Regions from separate parts of the Homo sapiens genome. Here region 2 is linked to region 1. A link is an interaction called in ENCODE POLR2A ChIA-PET data of the cell type or tissue named here. Cell type or tissue: MCF 10A. All regions are shown on one strand. Each heading gives the region's core, and the rest is flanking DNA. Links, peaks and the distances in the headings are about the cores only.

Region 1 (11,419 bases), core at 1,856-9,855:
CGAGATTCAAGCAATTCTCCTGCTTCAGCCTCCCCAGTAGCTGGGATTACAGGGGCCTGCCACCGCGCCCGGCTAATTTTTGTAGTTTTAGTAGAGACGGGGTTTCACCATCTTGGCCAGGCTGATCTTGAACTCCTGACCTCCTGATCCACCCGCCTTGGCCTCCCAAAGGCCTCCCACTGTGCCCAGCCAAATGTGAAAATATTTACCACACACAGAAAAATTATCAGTAAGTTTATTCCCCCAACTCCTTCTCTCCCAAAACCTCCAATGCTCCTGGCTGAGAATCCTCCTGGGGAAGCTGTGGGACAGGTGTTTGTGGGATGCTGATGAAAATAGTGCAGAGGATGCCTGGGTGTGCAGAGAACTCTGGGGAGGCAGGGAGGCAGCCAGAGGAAAAGAGGGAAAGAGCATTCTAAGCTGAAGGAACCGCAAAGCCTGTGAGGTGGAGAGGGCTTGGCTGCCTGAGTGGCCCAAGAGAGGCCAAGAGCTGGAGCCCAGCAGGCCACAGGGGATGAGGCAGGGGACAGAGGATGCAGGTGCTGGTAAGTTAGGCTAAGGAATCCAGTCTTCCTTCTAATGTCTGTGTCTGGTTCACTGTAATGCCAGCCCTGTGCCTAGCACAGGTTGGGAGCTGAATCCAATGCTGCCAGATTGGAACCTCCTCTGCACATTTTCAGGTGAGTTTATTGTTCACACCCAGCCAGGGGAGTCTTCGGAGTGGAGAGGGGAGTGGCACAGTGGGATTTGGGTTTTGTGACGGTCACTCTGATTGCTCAGTGGGAAATAGAGCAAGAGTGGGCACAGGTGGAGCTGGCAGAGGCTACTGCAGCAGCCCAGCAGGAGGTGATGGGCAGAGGTGGGCAGTATGTTCAGAAGGAGGCTGGCCAGAGGAGGGGGTGGACCAAAACCCAGCCTTGGTGGAAACCTCCCAAGATGCTGCAGGAAGGACATCAGTGCACGTGGATCCTGAGCCCCAGAGGAAAGTCCACTGCAAAGTCCAAAGAATTAGTGGCAGGTGCTTTGCAAATCCTGTGTGAGATGCCATGTTTTGTGGGTTCTGGTGCCGGCTGTGTGACCTTGGGTAAGTGGCTTTGCCTCTCTGAGACTTGTCTTCAAATAGGCCAGAGGCATGGCAGATGGCATCACACCTGCTCCCCAGGAAAAACAGCTGTGTGCTCAGCATCAAAACAGGGGCTCCACACTGGGCCAGGGGGAGCATCTGAAGCCACTTTCTCACTCACCTAGCGGTGGTGGGGTGGGGCTGGGCTGTGGCTGGTCTGCCCAGCCAGGTGAAATCAGGCACTCAAATGGGGTGCCCCTACCCTCTGATCTCACAATCCCACCTCTAAGCAGCTGCCTGAGGGAAAGAACCCGAAATACATATATGTAGCCAGAGTCATTGATCGCAGTGCACTTATAATGGTGAGAGATTAGAAATAACTAAGGTGTCCAGCCCCAGGGGCGGGATTTTGTATGTGTGGAACTGTCACTCAAGGGAGTAACGTATGGATGTTAAACCTGATGTTTACACAAATTTCTCATCATAGAGGAAATACCTCTGATGAGATGTTAGGTACAAAACTTGGAATTATAAGAGTATGTACAGAACTTGGGCTCTGCAGTCAGACAGGTCTCAGGCTGAGGTGCAGGTAAATGAATGAGGCCCAGGGAAGCTGGGGGCACTCCATCCACAGTAAAGGGGACGATCGCATCAACTATGCAAAACCACCCAATACACATGTATGGAGGTCTGGGAAGAAATGAACCCAGTTCTTATCTTGGGGTACATTATTTTTCTTTATTTTATTTCACTGTTTCATCCAAATTTTCTCTACAGAACATAATTTTAATTCTAAAGTGAAGCCAAATAACTTTATGCTTGTTTAATATACAAGGCTGGAGGTGCCCCAGGCCCAGCCTGATGTCGCTGAATGCCTGGGTCCCCATAAAGTCTAGTGAGGGGATATGAATGATTGGGTGCTGCCCAGCCCCTCCTCCACACAACCCCTGTAGACACATGGCCCACAGGGCCAGCCGAACTGGCGGCCCCTCCCAGGGGGGCGACGGGTCCAGTGGGGCAGTGAGTAATGCACCCTGGGCGGAGGCTCAGGACTGAGGCCAGATGCAGTACTTAGGTTGTTTTCTCATCAGAAGTGCAGGGGGTGGAGGCGGACCTCCTGATGGGTGCCTGCTTGCCACTCACCTGGGCTGACTAACCTCGCTGAAGCACCTTCAGGCCTCTGGCCATACCAGGTGGGTGGCAGGAGCTGCCAGGACCAGACTGGCTGCTGGCCTGGAGCTGAGGGCCCCTGACTCATGGGAACAATGACTCTTCTCTCCCCAGACCTCTCTTCTAGCTCTGCCTGAAGATAAGTCCCTTTGATAACCATGTTTCCAGTGTAGGGAACTATGCCCTGGCAAAATCAGAAAGCTGTCACAGGCCTGGGTTGACCCCTACCTCTGCCATGTTAGCTGTGTGGCTTTGGGAAAATCACTTCCTCTGTGCCTCATTTCCCCTTCTGCAAAATGGGGATCAAATCAAGACCTTTCTTACAAGGTTGTGGAGAGAATGGAATGAGACGGCACCATAATGAATCCTCGCAGTGCCTGTGTGCAGTGGGAACTAATTCATCATTGCTCCCTCCCTCTTTCTGTTCCCCACGGCACGTCCTTTCCTTATTCTGACAATGAGCCTGAATTCCCAGTGTGGCCACTCTAGGACCCAACCTGGAGCTGCTGCTCCCCGGCATCAAAGGTCTTGGCTTGAGACTCCTTCCCTCAGATATAGGTGCTGATGTGTCTGTCAATGGCTGTGCCCTGCAACTGGAGGAAGACAGTGGACTACATAATCACAGGGTCTTCCCAAACATGACAGGAACCAAGAGAACACAGATAATGATCAGGGACCCTAAGGTAGGCCTCAACTCACTCCACATTAGCACAGCCCCCAGATACAGGAGGGCAGGCAGGCTGGGGAACTGCTGGCCAGCAAGAGGGACCTGTGGCGTGGAGAAGAAGGAACTTCCTTCAGCCTGCAGGGAGGAAAGACCCAGCCTGGGCTGAACCCTTGCTCTGCCACCATCAGCTGTGTGACCTGGGGCCATTGGCATCATCTCGATGAATCTCCTCACCTGCAAAGAGGATAAACAATAGCAACTGGTGGGTTTGTTGGGTGATAGGCACAGGAAGGAGACTCAGGAATTGTATTCTACTAGGAATGGTGCAATTACAGTGCAATCACAGTGCAAAGGCTATTGAAGCCCAACCACTTTTCTGAAGTCCCCTTAGGGCTACATAAGCTCTGATAAAAGATACCTGCCACTCTCACAGTGGTGCTTCGTAGACAGTAAGCCTTCTAAAGAAAGGGCTGCTGGCCAGGCGCGGTAGCTCACGCCTGTGATCCTGGCACTTTGGGAGGCCAAGGCGGGCAGATTGTGGGGTCAAGAGATGGAGACCATCCTGGCCAACACGGTGAAACCCCGTCTCTACTAAAAAAAAAAAATTAGCTAGGCATGATGGCGCGTGCCTATAATCCCAACTACTTGGGAGGCTGAGGCAGGAGAATCGCTTGAACCTGGGAGGTGGAGGTTGCAGTGAGCTGAGATTGCACCACTGCACTCCAGCCTGGCGACAGAGCGAGACTCCATCTCAAAAATATAAATAAATAAATAAAAGAAAAAAAAGAAGAAAGGGCTGCCATGAAACTCATTCTACTCAGGCAAAGGAAGCCTGGGTGGGGCCACTCCCTAAGGCCACAGTGCCGGAAGATTGGGAGTTAGGGTGCGAGCAAGGGTCTTCCCACCCATGACCCTGGAAGCCCCTCCCCTACCCACTCACTCCTGCAACCGCCACCCAGCCTTCTGCAGCCACACAGTGTTGTGTGAAGTTCTCCCGAGCTCCGTGAGGCTCCCTGAGGAGCCCCTAAGCTTCCATGCCTACAAGCAGGGAAGTGCACAGGAAAATGTGGTAGGAGAGACACAGTCCGTCACCTACCAGTCCCAGCCTCGAAGCTCATTCCGTCATTCTTTTATTTTACCAAGCAGGTAGGATTTCATTTGGAGAGACTGGGGAAGGAAATCCAAATGGGAGGCAAGACCCAGGCAAAGGTGTGGAGGCTGGACAGGGAGAGACCACCAAGAATTCAGGGGCGGGAATTCAGCCATGGGGAGCCTAGGTTCAGGCAAGGTTAAGGAGAGGGAAGGTTTATCCCCATGTCTGACCTACCCCTTCAACCGTCCCCCCACTGGCCCCAGCAGCCCTGCCCAGAGCTGCCTGCTCCTCGGGGGACAGGGGTGGTGTTTGCAGCCCCCTTAATATCTTCCCGTGGGCACATATCAGCATTTCACCGGCTCCCTGGCAGAGCAGGCTATGTGATAAGAAATCCAGGAAGTTCAATAAACTCAGAGCGCTTGGCCACCACCGTGGCTTATGCCAGAATAAACAGGGCCTGGCATGGGGTTGCAAGGCCCTGTCCCAGGGCAAACACTGCCTTTTGCCAAATAGGGAGTTGTTTTTGCAAAGGCAAGTGTGTACCTGGGGGGCAGAAGAGCAGTTCCGCCAAGCCCCTTGACCACTTGCCCCAACCGGGCTCTGACATCAGTTCTTACTAGTAACGACAGAGGCCAGAGGGGAGACTCTCACGGCCGTGAGTGAAAGATACAAAGTTGTTACAAAACAAAAAAGGAAGGAGAATGAGTAATCTCAGTCATAAAGCTCCCAAACAGCAGTTCAAACCCGCTCAGGTAATCCGTGCATCATGCTTCCTGCAGTCTCCGTGTTGCCAACACCTCATCTTGCTTGATCTTAAAGCGCCCTGTGAGGTTGGCAGGGAGGGGAAGATGAGCCAGCCCTGCTGACTGGGAAAATGAGGGGCAGAGCACCTAACAAAGGTTCAAGTTCACGTGGAAGAGCATAGAGGGCCAGGCCTGGCAGGATTTAAGCAGTTGCTCCACCGCACACCTTAGGCAGGTCCTCTGGGCTCTGGGAGTCTCAGTTTCCTCATACGTAAAATGAGGCTTGCAACTGCTACCCACAGATAGGTCCTGGGTTTCTTTCAGGTAAGAGTTTTGAAGGCCTTTAGCCCTGCACTTGGCCTGCACAGACTCTCAGGAAAACAAGTTCCTGTCTTGGGCCTAGGGTACCACACCAACTAGGGGCACAGTGGCCTTCCCGGCACCCCATTGGTAAGCCGAGCAAACAAAATATTCGCTTCAGGAGGTGCTGAAGTGTGCAAGAAAAGTTGTCTGCCTGTGATACACACCCTCATTGCACAATGACCAGGACATAAGAGAGCTCATGTGTGTGCGTGTTCGTGTGCACACACGCCCTCTCTCCAAAGGCCCTCGCTCCAGCAGTTGCATCATACATCACAGGCAGCTCCTTTGTATCCTGCAATAAAGTCATTTAATGCTAATGATGAAATGTATGCCCTACAGTGCTCGTTATTAATAGGAATTAGATGTATTTCAGGTAACAAAACAGTGAGTCATGTGGGCAATGAACACATCGTGCCAACCCGACCCGTGGTGGGACTGACGTGGTTCATGCTTGCCCCTCCAGAAAGAGCCACGCTCCCACAGCAACTACAGATTAATAAATCATGGCGTGGCTCTAAAGCTGGCCCCCAGGGGCGCAGGACTCAGGACTCACCTCTGGAGCTACCAGTGTGTCCCACGTCTTTTTCTTCCTGATGATTTTGAAAGCATCTATTCACTGTCATCACATCCTCCCCTCATATTCGCTTGTACTGTGCTCACTGTATCTGACCCCTCAACACCAGACACCCACTCACATACTGACACCTTAGTTTGTGCCAGACCCCACAGAACTAGAGCTAGACCCAGAGATAACCCATAGATACACACACAAACGCACACACAACCTGAGTTGCACAAAGATGTGTGCTCATACAGACCCGTGCCCACAGAGGTCGCAACCACACATGCACATGTGTGTCTCCTCAAGGCTTAATTGTCACCTCCTCTGTGAAGCAAGAGCCTCATCAGAGTACTCATCATCAGGAGAGCCTGGGTTACGTTGCTGTAACAAGTAACACCAGATCCTGGTAGTTTTTGGTAGTCAGGTGGAGGCTCTGCTCCACACAGTCACTTGGGGATTCAGGCTGCCAGCAGCTCCATCATTTTGCATCCTGAGCAGCTAGAATGTCCTCAGTGGCTGTGGCAGGGGAAGAGAAAAGGCAGAGGGTGAAGCCTCGGGCTAAAGGGAGGTGTCACCTGTGCCCTATTTCATTGGCCAGAATTAGTCATATGACCCCACCAAACTGCAGGGGCAACGGGAAGTGTAGTCTTCTGTGTTTGCATTCTGTATCTTGAAGTCAGGAATGAGTTCCCTGGGGCTAAAATCAAGGCATCAGTAGGAATTGTTCCTTTGGAAGGCTCCAAGGGTGCTCACATTCCTTGGCTTGTGGCTCACCCCTTTCCTCCATTTTCAAAACCACAGAATAGCATCTTCTATTCCCTGTGACCTCCTGCTTTCCTCTAACAGGGACCATTGTGCCCGCCCTGGTAATCCAGGATAACCATCCCTCTCAAGGTCCGTATCTTCACCACATCTGCAAAGGTCCTTTTGGCATGTGAGGTCACATCCACAGATCTGGGGGAGTAAGACATGGCCATCTGTTATGGACTGAATATTTGTGTCTCCCTAAAATTCCAATGTTGACATTCTACCCTGCACTGTGATGGTGTTAGGAGGTGGGGCCTTTGGGAGGTGATGAGGTCATGAGGCTGGAGCCCCCATGATGGGATTAGCAGTCTTAGAAGAACAGGCAGAAGAGTTTGCCATGGCTCACTCTGCTCTCTTCCATGGGTATGCATAGCAAGAAGGCAGCCATCTGTGAGCCCAGAAGAGACCCTCCCCAGAACCCAACCATCCTGGCACCCTGACCTCAGACTTCCAGCCTCCAGAATCGTGAGACATAAATACCTGCTGTTTAAGCCACCCAGTCTATAATATTCTGTTCTAGCAGTCTGAACTAAGGCACCCTCTTGGTGTGGCACATTATTCTGCCTAGCACAGCATTCCAGAAAGGAGAGAGATGGCACAGGGTTTTGAGGACACACAGCACTGCCCCTGCCATCCAGCTCTCCTCCCCTGCACTGTCATTGCCCATGCAGCCTCTCCAGAGAAGCAGTCGCGCTCTGTAGGGGCAGGCGCCGGCCATGAGCATCTCTGCCCAGCAGATGGCTGGCAGATAGCAGGGGCCTGGGAAGGCCTGTAAGAAGGGAGAAAAGAAGAAAAATATGAATGAATGATTTTGGCAGGATCAACAGTTGTGTGAAGACAGAAAAAGCATGAAAGAAAGTGGATTCTAACGAATACAGAGGCAACCACATCACACAGAGCCAACAGGGGAAGGGGGTGGCCCTGAAGTGGAGGTTCTGAGGGAAGCAGCGGCGTTTCATGCCCAGATATGGAGGAATGGTGAGCACGAAAAGTGTGGAAAGAAAGGGCAGAGGGAGGCAGAAGGAAGCCCTTAGTCTGAGCCAGGCACTGTGCTAGGCATTTTACCATCAGCGCTCCCTAAGGTCTGCACAACACCCTTGCACGCAGTGCCCTGCAGATGAAGGGACTGAGACTCGGGAAGAAGTCCCTGATCCAAGTTCACATGGCTGGACAGTCTGTTGTGCCAGGATTTACAGGCCTTGCTTGGCTGGTTCTGAAACCAGCTGCCATCCCAGGACACCCAGCTCTGTGGCAAGCTTTGACACACTTACAGTGGCCTTAGTGTCCCCACCTCTTTAGGTCTCAGATCCTTCATCTGGAAAATGAAGAGGTTGGGCTAGGTAATCCCCAAGCTCCCTCTCAGCTCCAGCCTCCTTGGGTCCTTGGGCAGCTCTAAATCAGAATGGAGTTCCTGGAGGGGCTGGGGGTCTGAACTTCCTCCCACTGACAACAGACACGCAGTTCCATCTGTGTTGCCAAGACAATCCAGGGCAAGGAGGGAGAGGCCCAAAGCAGAGATGACTCCATGCCCAAAAAATGAGTATCATAGCAGCCCACAGGATTGTGCAAGCTGCCCGTGAGGCTGCCAGTCGGCCTGGCCCGGAGGAGGGCTGTTTACACTTCCCAAGTGTGTTTGCAGTTAACTCCATCCGCCTGGCCCGTGTGCACAGCCCTCAGGGCTGCCAGCAGCGTCTATGTGGAGACAACAGGAACGGATCTCACCAGGCCCTTTATCTCAGACACCAGACACCCATTTGTTCATTCATTCATTCATTCACATACATGTTCATTTCCTCATTCATTCCCATAGTGTTTGCCAGGCATTGTGTAAGGCACTGGGGACACAGAGGTAAACAAGATAACGCTCTGAGAAGTCTCCAGGACCCAAGAACCTCGAAGAACAGTGAGACACTAAATATAGAGAATGACTCTCCCGGCCAGGTTGGTACAATGAGTTATGTGCTTGGAGTTCAGGGAACACAGGGCAGGAGACTTCGGTATCTTCCTATGGAAAATATTTAACCACTAGTTGAAAAATCAAATAAGATAATAACTCTGTACTCAATTGTCTTTGGAAATATGTTTTCTCATGAACGCGGATATGTGAAAATGTCACATTCAAAGTTTTCTTTAAATCCTATTTGAAGCCTGGCCGGAAAAAACCACCTTAGTTACTTTCAGGACTCCCAGGTTCTGAGGCCAAGCAAAGGGCCTGGGGTTTGCACAGTTTGCTAGGCACCAGGGAGGGTTCCTCAGAGGTCCCTGTTCTCCCACTTAGCATGCTCCTTGACGCCCAGTGGCTGGGGCCAGGTTGAGGGCTCAGAATGCTGGAGCATAGCTGTGTTTTGACTCCAGCTTCTCTGGACAGACAGCAACTTTTGGAAAACCATGCCACATCCCAAGGCACTGCTATGGAAAGGGCTTAGGTCAGGCCTCTGGGACTTGGGCGTTCTTCCCAGATACTAGAAACCTTCCTTCTTCCCTTTTCCTTCCCACTCATCTTTTTTTTTTTTTTTTTTTTTTTTTGGTGTTTTCTTTCTTGGCCTTCTTCTTTCACAAAGGACAGGAAAAGATGTTTCCTGCAAGTAGATTCAGGCAAATATCTGCAAATGCCCCTGAGACTAGGAAACAGAAAGAAGTCTGGCTACATATACGGGACATTGAAAGGAAAAATACAAAGGGAAAACGCCATAAATTCATATTTCAACAAATTATCTGCCTTGCACAGAAATAACTGTCTAATTTTGTTTATCATTTCTTTAGGACATATTTCCAGGAGTAAAACCAAGAGATCAGCACATTTTGAAGAATGTTTTTCAAGCTGCTTTTCTAAAGGTTTATACCAATTTACCCTCCCGCCAGCAATGTGCAAATGTTGTCTAGTTCACCACACTATCACCAGCATCAAATGTTAGGATATTTTATTTTTTCCATCTTTGAGTATTTTGTAAACTAAAGAACTTTATTTTCAAAATATTTGCATTCATGTCACTTACTGATTTTACAAGTATTTTATTTCCAACACTCCCTTTAAATACAGAAATTCCTGTTACAGTGTGAGTAGATAGACCCTAGGGATGCCTTAGATTTTACTAGGTCACTAATAATGTGTCCTTCCAGGTGTCTTTTCTCACCCAAGACACCTTTCCCTCTTTGACTGGGAAATTCTAATTGGTGCTTCCGTGTCTCCCCACCTTCAGAAATCCTCGATGCAGTCCCTAGCAAGGAGGCTGCCCAATGGCCTGATTCATACCTGGATTATCAAATCCACCACCTCATGCTGTGGGAGGGGGGCAGGCCTGTGTGCCTCAGTCCTCACTGAGCCTCAAAGAGCCTCTGTTTCCTCCACAGCAGTTAGAATGGTGCCTGTCGCTTGGGGTTGGGTGGGCATGAGGCAAGATAAAGTCTGGAAAGTGCTCAATAAGCACCCAGCACTACACACTTAGTGAACTTAAGCTATTATACTGTTATTATTACTATTATTATTCTCCTTCTCTCTCTGGAAGGCAAGGAAATTACTTTTATCTCTGGATCTCTGGTTGTGGGCCCAGAATATCTAAGTAGATCAATCAAACTGCTATTGAGTAAGCATTTCTCTGCCCTTGGCACCAGCTTTCCATATGTAAGACTGGGCTGTGAGTACTACAGTACTATCTTCTCCGGCAGGTGGCTGCTTGGATGACTCCACTCCCATTCGCTCACTCCCACACCTCCCACCCATGCTTGCCTGGCCCTGCCATTAACACTGCAGAAGAACATCCAAGTGTTTGCATTCCCAGCATCCCTTGCTGCCAGGGTTGGCCATGTGACCCACTTTTGGCCGATGAGACACCAACAGGGTGCTCCTGGGAGACCCTCTACTTTCCCAGGGAGTCGAGGCTGCCATCTTGCCACCACAAGGCAACGAGGAGGCCCACGTGCTAAGGACGATGAACAGAAAGCTGGGAAGAGCCCAGTACTTGGCATCACCAGCAGCTGACCAAGGCCATCAACCACTCGTTTTCAGAATTATGATGTCAGAAAAATAAACCTAATTTTGTTTAAGCCACAGTGAGTTGAGATTCCCCTTAAGTGAAGCCAAACGTTTCTATCTGATACCCATGAATGAACGCTTTAACGTGCTCATCAAATATTATGCTCCCTACTTACCTTTTCTTCTTTCTCTTTAAAAGGCCCTTTGCTGGCCCTTAGGGAAAGCCAAGGGGCCCAGGAACTCACCACATGTTTGAATCAGGGGTCTGATGCTGAAGAAGCCAGTGGCAGTATAACTTACCCTAAGCATTTCTCACCTTCTCTACCCCAAATAGGGGCTGGGGATCAAGGACTTCCTGAGGGCTAAGATGAGAGGAGCAGGCCCAGGAGATCCAAGGAACAGACCAGAAGATACAGCCCAGGAAAGGGGGGTTGCAGGCTCAGGCCCTTGGGCCAGCTGGGTGCTCAAGGCTACACCCTTTGTGAGGCTCCCACCCTGGCTCCCTGCAGCCCAAGGGAAAGGGCTGTCTGCTAGTGACCAAGTGGGCGTGATGGGTCTCCTGTGTCTTTGACTCCACCAGACTCCCACAGCCTCATTCAGGGCATAAAGAACCTACAACCTGCCCTTTCTTTTTTTTTTTTCAAGACAGAGTCTCACTCTGTTGCCCAGGCGGGAGTGCAATGGCACAATCTCGGCTCACTGCAACCTCCGCCTCCCGGGTTTAAGCAATTCTCCTGCCTCAGCCTCCCAAGTAGCTGGTATTACAGGCATGTGCCACCATACCCAGCTAATTTTTTGTATTTTTAGTAGAGAGGGGGTTTCACCGTGTTGGCTAGCCTGGTCTCAAACTCCTGACCTCAGGCGATCTACCTGCCTCAGCCTCCCAAAGTACTGGGAGAACTTGACCTTTCTAAAGCCCTAAAAGCTAATGTTTGAGTGTCTGCTGTACATCAGGTTCTTTTCATCTTCATGAAAGTC
Region 2 (11,419 bases), core at 2,207-10,206, 150 kb before region 1:
GAGTCACACATGGGAGCAACAAGTAGAAGGAATGTGGGTCCCTCACACTATGGAGCACCACACCAGCCCTGGACGGACTACTTCTGGACTTCAAGAGCATGAGGAAAAATAAACTATTTTGTGTACGTGCTTACTACTCAAAGTATGCTCCAAGGACCGACAGCAATGGCATCTCCTGGGAGCTTGTTAGAAATGTACAATCTTGGGTCACACTCACACCTACTAAATCAATATCTACAGTTTAATAAGCTCCCAGTGATTTGTATGAACATTAGAGTTTGAGAAACACTGATTTAAGCCACTGTTATTGGCTGAACCTAATTCTAACTGACTGTGGCCATGACGGCCCTGCTGATGCTGGCAACTTGAGTCTCTCCTGTTATTCTTACAGTCTACTGAGGCTGCGGCTTCTGAGGAAGCCACCCGTGACTCAGGGGAGTCATTCTTCTGACAGTCCTTTCCTCATCCTGATCTTGCTGTACAGGACTCTGCGTGAAGAATGGACCCATTGAAAGCATTGGGAGAAATCAGGAGTCCCGAGGCTGTGTGTGGGTGTCTGTGCACATGAGTGGCTCTGTGTGGGCCTGCATGTGTGTGTGGAGAGGCTGGAGAGAGGAAGGGCGTGTGTTTACCCACTAGTTGTGTATGCCAATCTGTAAGGAAATAAGAAGAAGACAAGATGGGGACATCCAGCCTATGAAGAAATATGATTTAAATCAGATTGGCTCTGTGGTGAGCGCCTAACTGCGAGAATTCTGTGAAGCTAGGCATCTGGGAAGGTGCCATCATAAGAAACAGAACTGGGGACCTAAGTGGGGTGGGACAGGGATGCTGGCCCCTTCTGAGGATAGAGGCCATGTGGGCTGAGAGGCTGATGCTCCCCATCCATGGGTGTGGGAAGGCTGCCCGCTGGCACAGATCACGGATGTTAACATGCGGCCAGAGGGTAGGTGCAGAGCATGGTTTATGTGTGCTGGCCAGTGTTTCCATTGTCACTGGTGTTTCTACATCTCTCTCACCCTCTTTTGTCCCTCTTAGAAGAATTCCTTAACGCCTGATAGCCAGAAGGGCCCCCAGTTCCGAGAAATGTGGGAGGTGGTGAGGCTGGTGCTGTTTGTTTTCTTGCTGCTGGTGGCTATGCCAGCCTCCCCTTCTCTCTAGGAAGGGAGGGTAGCAGCCAGGGACCCAAGAGGTGATGTCATGCGACTGGCAGGTGTGGCAGCTGACCAAGGGGTTCTGGGATGGGTGCTTGTTTTCATGGGCAGTGATTGTAGTCACTCTTTGCTGGACAAACACACTCCCTGGACTCTGGCCCAGAAAAGCAATGCATAGCCAGGTGGGAAGGGCCAGCCCGCACCTGGTGACCCACACCCTGGGCAGATTCACAATTATAAATAATTGCAAGGCATTTTTCTGCCACAGAGGAAGTTGCTGTGTGACTTTGGGCAACTTACTTAATCTCTCTGGGCCTCAGTGTCCTCACCTGTAAGATGAAGATGATAATGTCTCCTTCTGGAGTTGTGAGGAGAACCTGAGTTAATAGATGTGAAGCACCTAGAAAGGTGACTGGCAACAGTAATCTTGGCAGTTTCTCCCAGTTGTTATTGATCACGGCCATTACTACTATTATTGCTAATATTCTTATTACAGCTAGTTCAGGGTCCTAGAGAAGTTGGAGGAGGGGCCTTCCATGTAGAGGGGCAGAGGGAAGGTAACGCTTTCCAGGAGGGCTGAAGATAAGCAGAAGTTTGCCAGGCAGAGAGAGGGGAGAGCATTGAGGTCCAGGGGATGGATGACATCTGCCAAGGCACGGAGGAACAAAGTTGTGGATCGGGAGGAGATCAGGCATGGCGGGGATAGAAAGGTCAGGGGCAGGCCAGGAGTGTGGGTGGGGCCTCATCCAGAACCTCTCTCCTCTTTGGATTTTCCAGACGGCCCAGCCTGGAGCCCTCTGCCCTCCTCAGCTGCACATGCCCTTGGTGAGGACTCTCTCGTGGTCTGGCTGCCCCTTGCCCTGTGCCTGCCTGGACCGAGAGCTCCAGAGGGCTCAGTGCTGCCGACCCTTTGTGGTCTGATTCTCTGCTGCAGCACGGGGCCTTGACGCCGGATACCTCCCTGAGGTTTTGTTAAATAAATCAGTGACTCTCCCTCTTGGTTCTACCAATCCCCCAGTACCTCCCCACCACCCACCTGCAATGCTCTGTCTACTTCCTCAGTTGCCCCAAATTTTCTAATTCTTCGGGACTCAACTGTCCTTTGCACAACATCCTCTGAGACGGCTCCAGACTCTCTCTGACCTCCCGTCCTCTCCTGTTCCATAACTGCTCTGAGCCTGGGCCTGCCCCAGGCTGCCCATGAGCACTTCCTTCCTTGTGTGGGCCCTGCAGTGGGTGGAAGCCTGGGCGCCAGCATCGGGCAGAGGAAGAAGCCTGCAGCCCTGGGGCCCTGCCTATGCAGCTCTTGTGCCCCCACCAAAGACTAAGCTTAAAGACCAGAAGGGCTAGAAGCTGTGAGGACAAGGTATTACTTTCCTTACAGCCCAGCGTCACTGTGCTTCAACACTGAGGCCTTGTTTGCATCCTCAAGCATTGACTACAGGTGGCTGTGGTCACAGTCCTGTTGCTGACTGCTGGGGCCCATCTGGGGCATGTGGCCACGCAACCTGGGCTTGTGCCAAAAGGGAGCATGTAGAGTCCTCCCAACCCACCAATTTCTGACTTATTCCTGTGCTTCCTGGGTAAGGTGTTTTGTTTTGCTTTTCAAATCCATCTCTGCTGGACTAATAACCCATAAACAGGACAAGAACCTTGTCTCAACTAACAACCTGCTGGGCTGAAAACAGCAGCCTCTGCAGGGCTAATTTGCTTGCTTCTGATGGACAGGCAAGTTTGTGCCGTGAGGACTGGGTGGTCTCAGGACAGGGCTTTGCCATCTGGTTGCTGTCACCAAGAGTGGGAGTGCTGTCATTGAGCTATGAGTCGGTGAGTCAGTGTCCCCTTCTCTCCTCTCTGCACTGGCGGCAAGACCCAGAGTCACAGTGGATGCTCGCGGGGGAGCTGGGATCCCAGCACTCACTCCTCATAGTTTCCTCTTCTGTCCAGGGCCATGGGAAGCAGTATCCACCTGGGCAGGCTACATTCCTGATGAGCCAAGATGGAGTTTCCGCCAGGAGGTTCCATCTAGAGGGGCTGCACTCTGAAGCCCATCGTTGTGTGCAGGGCAACTTACTTGAATGTTGAATCCTTAACAACATGGCAAGTGGATCAAATAGCTTTTGGTTATCAAAAGACACCTGGCTGGTTGAAACCTTCCATCCCAAATGCAGCATCCCTTCCTTCACTCCTCCACTCAGATTTGACTCCATAGCGCGGAGGACCTGAAGTAAGATGGGAGGGTGTGGTCTCTTCTGAGACGTACGGTCCCTCCCACCCCACCCTGCCTTCTGGACATGGCTACTGTACAGATGGCACAGGAGAGAAAACACTATGTCCTGGGACCTGGGTCCATGCCGGTGATTGGAGGCCTCCCTACTGCAGTCTGTGGCTGGCGCAAGCCCATGTGCTCCCTTCATCCCCAGGGACAGGTGTTCTTCACCTCAGGACCCTCTCTCACTGACATCCTCCCCCAAAGGGACAATCATGTGTGGTCCCCATTCTGGCCTCCACCCTGGCCCTGTCTAGGCGGGATGCCTTCTCACCCGGGAAGCCCACAGCTCTAGCCGCTCTGATGTTGGCACTCCTGCAGGTGGAGTTGTGGAGCCCTTGGGATCTTCCTCCATGCCTGGCCAGAGATGTATGGGTCTGGGACAACACGGGGACTTCCCACACTCCCCTCAGCCCTCAGCCTGTAGGGGGTTCTCTGCTCAGCTACTGAGATTACACCCATGAAGCTTCCGGCTTCAGAAAACTCCAAAGGAGAAGAAGGCGCCGCGGTTATGCCCTTGGCCTCCTGAAATGCTGGGGCCGTGGCCAGCTCTCACAGGAAGCTCTTCACCCTGCTCCACGCTGATGAACAGCCGGCAGGGGCCTGCAAGTGAGGAGCAGAACGCCAATGACTCCCTTGGCAACCTGCATCATTTGGCCTGGCTCAATGCTATGGCCAGGGGCAGGGCAGGCGGGGAAGTGGCCCCCCTCTTCCCAGGGAAAGGAGGGGCAAGCTGTCACCACGAAACCTTTCCTTCCACAAGCCGCCCTCATTCCTGCTCCCTGCCCCATCTCCAGGTGCTGTCCTGAGTGATGGGGCTGAGCAGAGACGGATGACGATAGCAGACCACAGCTCTATTTCTGGCAGGAGGAGCCTGGCCTCCGTGTTCAGCCCCTCTCTTCACACTATGGGGTATTTAATGCCTCCTCGAGTTCACCTATAGACTCAGTTACCAATTCCTGAGCACCAGGAAAGGTGCCCCTGGATGCAGCATTCAGCAAGGTTTGCTGAGTCACCAGGCAGGACACTACAACAGGACATGCTGTAGACAAGTCATTTTGTATTATACCCAGCTAACTTTTCAATAACTTTCACCAACACTTTCTCTTTTGATCCTCTTCACCGCCCTGTGAGATAAAGTCTCAGTGCTGTCATCAGTCCTTGGGTAGGAGTACAGAGTTAACTAGCGTGCCTGAACTTCAGCTGCCTTGTCTGTAATACCGGGGCCAACAGAACCCATCACACACGGGTGTTGAGAGAATTCACTACAAAGAGGTACGCAAGGGCTTAGCATGGAAACCTCAAAATGACCATGGAGGCACAGCGACTGCATCTGGGATAGGGCAGGGCTGGGGAGGAGGCAGAGTGGGGAAGCAGGACAGCTGGAAGGGGTGAGGTGGCAGGAGCGTGGCTCGGGGACCAGGCACACATGGACTTCAACCACACTTTGTCACTTATTAGTTGTGTGATAAGAGGCTCGTCACTTAAATCCTTTAATCGTTAGTTTCCACTTCTGCAAAGTGGGCACACCCACCAGCATTTATCTCTCCACTGCTGCTCCTGGAGCTTTGCCCTTGTCACTAGGCAACATGCCATCAACTAGTGTGAAAATCTACCTTGTCACTAGATGACGTGCCATCTACCTAGTGTCACTCGACAAAACCGGGAGTCACTTTGGACATCTTCTTCTCCTCACACTCCACATCCATCAGCAGTCCTGTCAATTCTATTTCTAAGCACCTTCCAAACCAAACGGCTTGCGAGCAAGTAAAATTGACCATATTGGGGTCCTTTCCAGAGATTCAGGTTCACTGTGCAGCCTTGGCCAGCTGGGAGCATTTCTTGTCTTTCCCTCTGCTGGGTGATGGAAACCCGGACTCAGGCATGGCCTACACTGAAACGCCAGAAATTCTTTATAAAATTATAGCTCTGAAGTGAGATTATTATGCGTAAACCTCTCTCTAATTTTGTTCTCCAAGAGGACACAACCTTCACTAGAACTACAATGGTGAGGAGAGTGCTGGCCCCATTGGGAAGTAGGATAATGGCCTTTCTCCGAGGGCCGGAGATGCAGGTCGGAGAGAGTGTGGTGGAAACAGGCTCCTGATTTCAAGACGGAAGATCCTAGAAGGGCAGAGACAAGCAATGGTGTGTGACCACCAGAGACAGCAGCAGAGAACATCAGATGGAACCATCACAGAGAGTCGGGCTGGAGTGATAACGGTCTGACCCACGGGGATCTTGGTTATGGCTGTTTGGGTTTAGGAACCTAAAGACTGAAGTAGATAGGTAGTCTACTAAGGTTTCTTTGGATTTGACTGGAGTCATCGCGATAGAAAATCATGGCTTTTCAACTAATCCCTAGGTAGGCTTGATTCAATTCACAGATTCAGTCCCCCCAGGAATAAATCCATTGGCCTTAAGGCAGGACCTTGTAATAACATGAATCTTTCTCCAGGTCTATCACAGAGTGACCTGGGCCATTTGTCAGGTAATTCTGCACTGGAGAAAGAACTGTTGAACATTGGTTCTGAGCTAAGACTAATTCCTGGAAACTTATAACATCACTGTGGTCTACCAGTCAGAGGATTTTGAGGCTAAGGGGATAATTGGAGTTTTAACTCAATTCACCTGACTGAAGACAATGAGAATCCAAGCCCATCCCATGTTTATTTTCCATTTTCACATGAATAGTTGGAAATGCTTAGAAATTGACAGAATCTCTACACTGACTCTTTGATTTGTAGAATAATGGCTATCATAGGCCTAGTATAGTACTGGGATGGGCCAAATGGAAGCCCCTGGAATTCTGCTTCCCTACCAAGTTATTAGTCCATACAGTTCCATATCCTTTGGGGAATTTCACATATTAGTGCCAACATGAAATATTTGAAAAAAGTGCAAGAGTAGTGATTCTTATTTTATTTTCATATAACTTGCCTATTTAGTTGATAAAGAAGACAGGTGGATCTTGGAGAGTAACCACAGATTATTGTAAATGTATTCAAGTGGTGACCTCAATTACAGCTGTTATTTTAAGATGAGGAATCTTTACACATTTACACAGCCCATGGCATCACAGTTGGTCATTTAAAGAAAATTCCTATGAACGTAAAAAGCTTCAGGAATTCAGTAGTTTGTTTTCACCTGGAAAGGATAGCAGTACATCTTCATGATCTGCTCTGTGATTACATCAGCCTTCTGGCTTTGTGGCACAATTCACCCTAACTGTCTCACCATCTCCCATGATGCAATGTTCATCTCCTACATTGCAGATATCAAGCTAGGAAACCAGGGAAAGTAGAAAGTACATGTACTTACAAGCCTTTGTTAAGGCATATGTGTGATGTAAGATAGGTGATAAACTCCATACAAATACAGGGCCATCTCACTGAAGTTTCTGGGATTCTGGTGGTCTGAGACATATTGGGATATTTGCTCCAAAGTGAAGAAGTTGTTTCACTTTATCCCCTTGTACAAAAAGGAGGCATGGGGCTTTGTGAACCCCTTTACACTTTGTAAGGAGCACACCCTGTTTGGTTGTGTTGTGTTCTTACGACTCATTTATGAGTAAGCCATAAGACACCCCAGCTTGGGTGGGGCTCACAGCAAGAGAAAGCTCTTAAGCTGGCCAAGGCTATAAGTAGCTCTGCCCCTTGGGCCTTATAACCCAATAGATCCAATGGTGCTGTTTCTTCAGTAGGTCTGAGTGTTGAAAGCACTGATAGGAAATCGTAACTGAAACCCTAAGATTTCGAAGCAAAGCTCTGATCTGTTCAGTAAGCACCTATTCTTTTGTCAGTTAGCTCCTGGAAGAATACTGGGTCCAAAGAGAGAAACTGAATACCTGACCAAAAGATGACAGATGACAGAGAGGCCTTATGCTTCTCCTTATTCGCTGGGTGTTATCAGCTTTGCCAAACAGTAAGACTGAGCATGCCTGCAGCATTCCATCACTACCTAAGAGGGACCCAAACAGGACTGGGCCCTGTACCTGGCATATCAAGAACCAGAGTCAGAGGTGGACTGGTAAATATTTAACAACCAGCTCTCTGGGGGCTCCAGCACTCATCTGTGGTGTTTGCAGAGTTCCACGGTGTAAATACTCCCATTGTGGCTGATTTCAAGGTACGGACACAGAACTGGGAAGAGACCTCGCCATCAGTTGTCATGAGCTGCAGCAAGCTGGCTCTAGCACACCACTGCCCAGAGTGGCTCATGTTTTCATATCCCTTCCATTATATACAGGAGTCTCAGAAAGTCATCATGAAATGAAGTCGATAATAATAATGGCTAGCAAAGAGGTATAGACAGTGAAAGTTTTCTTTCATTGAACTTTCTATATGTAATATATATGTCATGCTGGTTAAACATTTTCTTAAAATAAGAAGTAAAATTAATATGCAGTACAAAAGACAGATCATGAATTAATACTTTTAAATCAAATTTTTTTTGAAAAAGGGAAGAATCTTTTTAAAAAAACATTGGTCTGTAACAGTAATCAAGAACATCACAGATTTTTATTTTGAGCTTTAACTTCTGCAAGTTTGCCAAAGACTTCATCAAAATTTATCTTCTTTGAATATTAATATTCAGTGAACTCTATAGCCAGATTTGGCATTCTATCTTTGTTCATAGTTGATTAACAAACATTTTTATTAATTTCAAAATCAAAAAAATTTTTACACATGAAGCAAGATACAAACAAATTGTTTTGTAAATAAGGTCTTATTGGACCATAGACGCATACAATCACTTATGTTTTGTTGCGGCTGCTTTTATGCTGCAATGGCAGAGTTGAGTGTTTGTAATAGAGACCATATTGCCTGCCTACCATATTTATTATCTAGCCCATTAAGAAAAAGTTTGCTAACGCCAGCTTATATGATGAAAAATAAAAGTTGATTGCATTTAATATGTACAAAATTTGAATTTATTTTTTATCAAAAACCCTAAATAATGGTAAATAGAATCAAAACATTTAAAAAATTTATGTTTTCAATAAAAATCTTCTTTAAAATATTTACAATTCTCTGTGACAATTGAAAGAAAATATAATTATAATTAATGGATATCAAAATCTTACAATTGTTTAAATAAAGCTGAAGTTTTTAATTTAATTTTTTGAAAATTTAGGAAAATCATATTAAATGATTTTACAAAACAAAGATTATCCACAATTCTGGCATTCTGCATGCATCTAGTCACTAACAGAAAGCACTAGTATTACACTTCATCATATTCTTCTTCTTCTTCTTTTTTTTTTTTTTTTTTTGAGACAAAGTCTCGCTTTTTTGCCTGGCTGGAGTACAGTGGCGATCTTGGCTCACTGTAACCTCCTCCTCCCGGGTTCAAGCGATTCTCCTGCCTCAGTCTCCTGAGTAGCTGAGACTACAGGCACCCGCCGCCACACCCAGCTAATTTTTGTATTTTTAGTAGAGACGGGGTTTTACCACATTGGCCAGGATGGTCTTGATCTCTTGACCTCGTGATCTGCCCGCCTCAGCCTCCCAAAGTACTGGGATTACAGGCGTGAGCCACTGCGCCCGGCCTCATCATGTTACTTCTAATGTAGACCTACATATATACTAATTGAAGAGTAAAACGAATTGTTTAATATTGCAATATATTTCTCAGCTGCTCATGCAAAATATCAACTCCACTATTGTGAAAGATATGCTAATTATCAGGTGCCTTCAGAATCATGAATTGGAACAGGAAGAGAAGGAAATAGATGCTCAACGTTACTAGGAAACAATATTTTGCTACTAAACATAAGTCATTAAAAATCTATTGCATTGGTGCTGAGAGGATTTAACAAGTGAAACAGTTTGTATTTTCTCTTAGGGAAGAGCTTCCACCATGCAAATTCTCCTTCCCTCTGGAAGCAGTGTCTGCCTGACATCTGCAGAGGTGTAACTCACAAATTTTCCAGCATTTAGATGCCTTTTGTGTTGAGGACATTAAACAAGAGATATAGAAATGGATTTCCCTGGGGCCTGAGCAGTGCCACTCATGAGAATGGATGTTTACCCTTGTTATCTACCAGCACCAAGGCCTGGATCCTGCGTGTTTTTAAGAAGTGTGTGGGGCTGGGCGTGTTGGCTCATGCCTGTAATCCCAGCACTTTGGGAGGCTGAGGAGGGCGGATCACCTGAGGTTGAGAGTTCGAGACCAGCCTGACCAACAAGGAGAAACCCCCATCTCTACTAAAAATACAAAATTAGCCAAACGTGGTGGCACCTGCCTGTAATCCCAGCTACTCGGGAGGCTGAGGCAGAAGAATCGCTTGAACCCAGGAGGCAGAGGTTGTAGTGAGCCGAGATCGTGCCATTGCACTCCAGCCTGGGCAACAAGAGTGAAACTCTGTATCAAAAAAGAAGAAGAAAAAAAAGGTGTGTGTGTGTGTGTGTGTGCGTGTGTGTGTGTGTTCATAATATGCAGGGCCCTCTGAAGCCTGGAGCCGGGGAAGCAGCCCCTCTTGCTGGGTCTAAGGGTGGCGTGTACATCCCCCACATGGTAACTGGCCATGATCACAGTGTTGGGCTGTGAGCAATCATGCTGCCACAGGGGACCTGGCCCCAGGAAACGATTCACTGAAGGAGACACTTGACCCAAGTTGCCCAACATGCAGAGTCTCTCTCTTAGGAATTTGGAACTGTAACAGAGGGACTAAAAGCCAAATGGAGCTCATGCCAGGGTTCTGGATGAAAGGCAATCCATTTCCACCTCTGAGATCCTCCGAACTGTCCTGGACAATCTTGGATTCTGTTCTTCTGGGATTTTGAGTTCCTTCAGGCCTCTCAGTATCTTTCTAATAAAGTTTTTTTCTTTTGCTGGTTTGGTCTCTATTACTTGAAATCAGAAGAACTGTAACTAACACATCATGGAAGGAATTATCTGCATGCCCAAATTGTAAGGTGGGGTTGAGCATAAGCCAGCCTGTGAAGAAAGCCTCTGTCCAACATCTGTAGAGGTGGCCACTTTATGGGGCCACTCTGTGGTCACAGTGTCCACACTCTGTAAGAAATGGAGTCCACACCCACATTCTATAAGGAGTAGAGTCTATCTGACTCCAGGAGGCCAGGGCTCAAGCCCAGCCTGAAATTCACTTGCCCAAGGTCCTGGCTCCACTACTCACCTGTGGTGTGACCTTGGTTGGGCAAGTGAACTTTTCTGAGCCTCAGTTTCTCCCTCTGAAAAATGGCACCATGCCTCACAGGGGTTAGGTATCTGGGAACTGCCAACCTATAGAGCATCTTTGCATGAATTAGAAAAAATTGATCCTCTGGGCACAGGGCTTGGGGAGTGGACTGCAGGCTGAGCTCAAGCCCTGGACCCCACCCCCAGCTCAGCTGTGTGCTGGGGTGCAGTGCCCGCCCTGCAGTGGTGACACCTGTTTTGCAGAACATCTGGGAGGTAAAGTACACAGAGCCCCTGTGAGCAATCACTGTGCTTCCCTTTTCCTGTCCTTTCCAGAGTCTCAGGCTAATGCCACAAATGATACAGAAAACCAACTCGCAAGCTGTGGATTTTAGGACAAAAGTAGTGAAACGATTATGGAGAGGAGTGCTGTGTGAAGGTCCCTAACAGCTGATCTGGGCTCCACACCACGCCGAGTCATCATCTGTCTTCTTGATTCCTTCAGTCGTTAGTTCATCATCTGGCCAGCTTCAGGGAACACCTGTGTCCAGGCTGGTTCTGCTGGCTGGAGGGAAACCCAGATGTGAAGCCTGATCCCGGCCCTCCTGAGAAGGGGACCCTGGAGGGGAAGGCAAGACCATTCATCATCATCGTAACAGTCGGTTTCTGCATGTGTGCACCCCTTGAGGGCAGGGAGCCTTTCCACTACTCTCTCCCAGCGTGTCCTCACCCCAACTCATGAGACCAGTGGGATGGCGCCATTGATGCTGCCATTTTATAGCTGAGAAAATGAAGGTTCCTAGGACTGCGGCGAATGCCTGCTTCATAACAATACTCTCTGAAGCTGGGCCTG

The links. ChIA-PET counts read pairs that join two places held together with the same protein. Peaks named below come from ENCODE experiments on the same cell type or tissue, not always from the same donor. Only the 100,000 strongest peaks of a DNase experiment are listed, where the experiment ranks them.
Region 2: POLR2A ChIA-PET joins it to region 1 with 11 read pairs; 2 of 35 experiments call an interaction of 5 or more read pairs at or near these places.

What each region holds. Positions count from the first base shown.
Region 1 is chr2:120,467,108-120,478,526 of GRCh38, reverse strand. No RefSeq gene overlaps it. Among named protein-coding and RNA genes, the nearest start is that of LINC01101, 6.5 kb to the right of the region's middle. In MCF 10A, for the core only: no CTCF peak of the experiment used is centred there; DNase peaks (open chromatin) are centred at 2,236, 4,606, 5,406 and 8,046.
Region 2 is chr2:120,615,834-120,627,252 of GRCh38, reverse strand. No RefSeq gene overlaps it. Among named protein-coding and RNA genes, the nearest start is that of GLI2, 110 kb to the left of the region's middle. In MCF 10A, for the core only: no CTCF peak of the experiment used is centred there; DNase peaks (open chromatin) are centred at 6,672 and 7,002.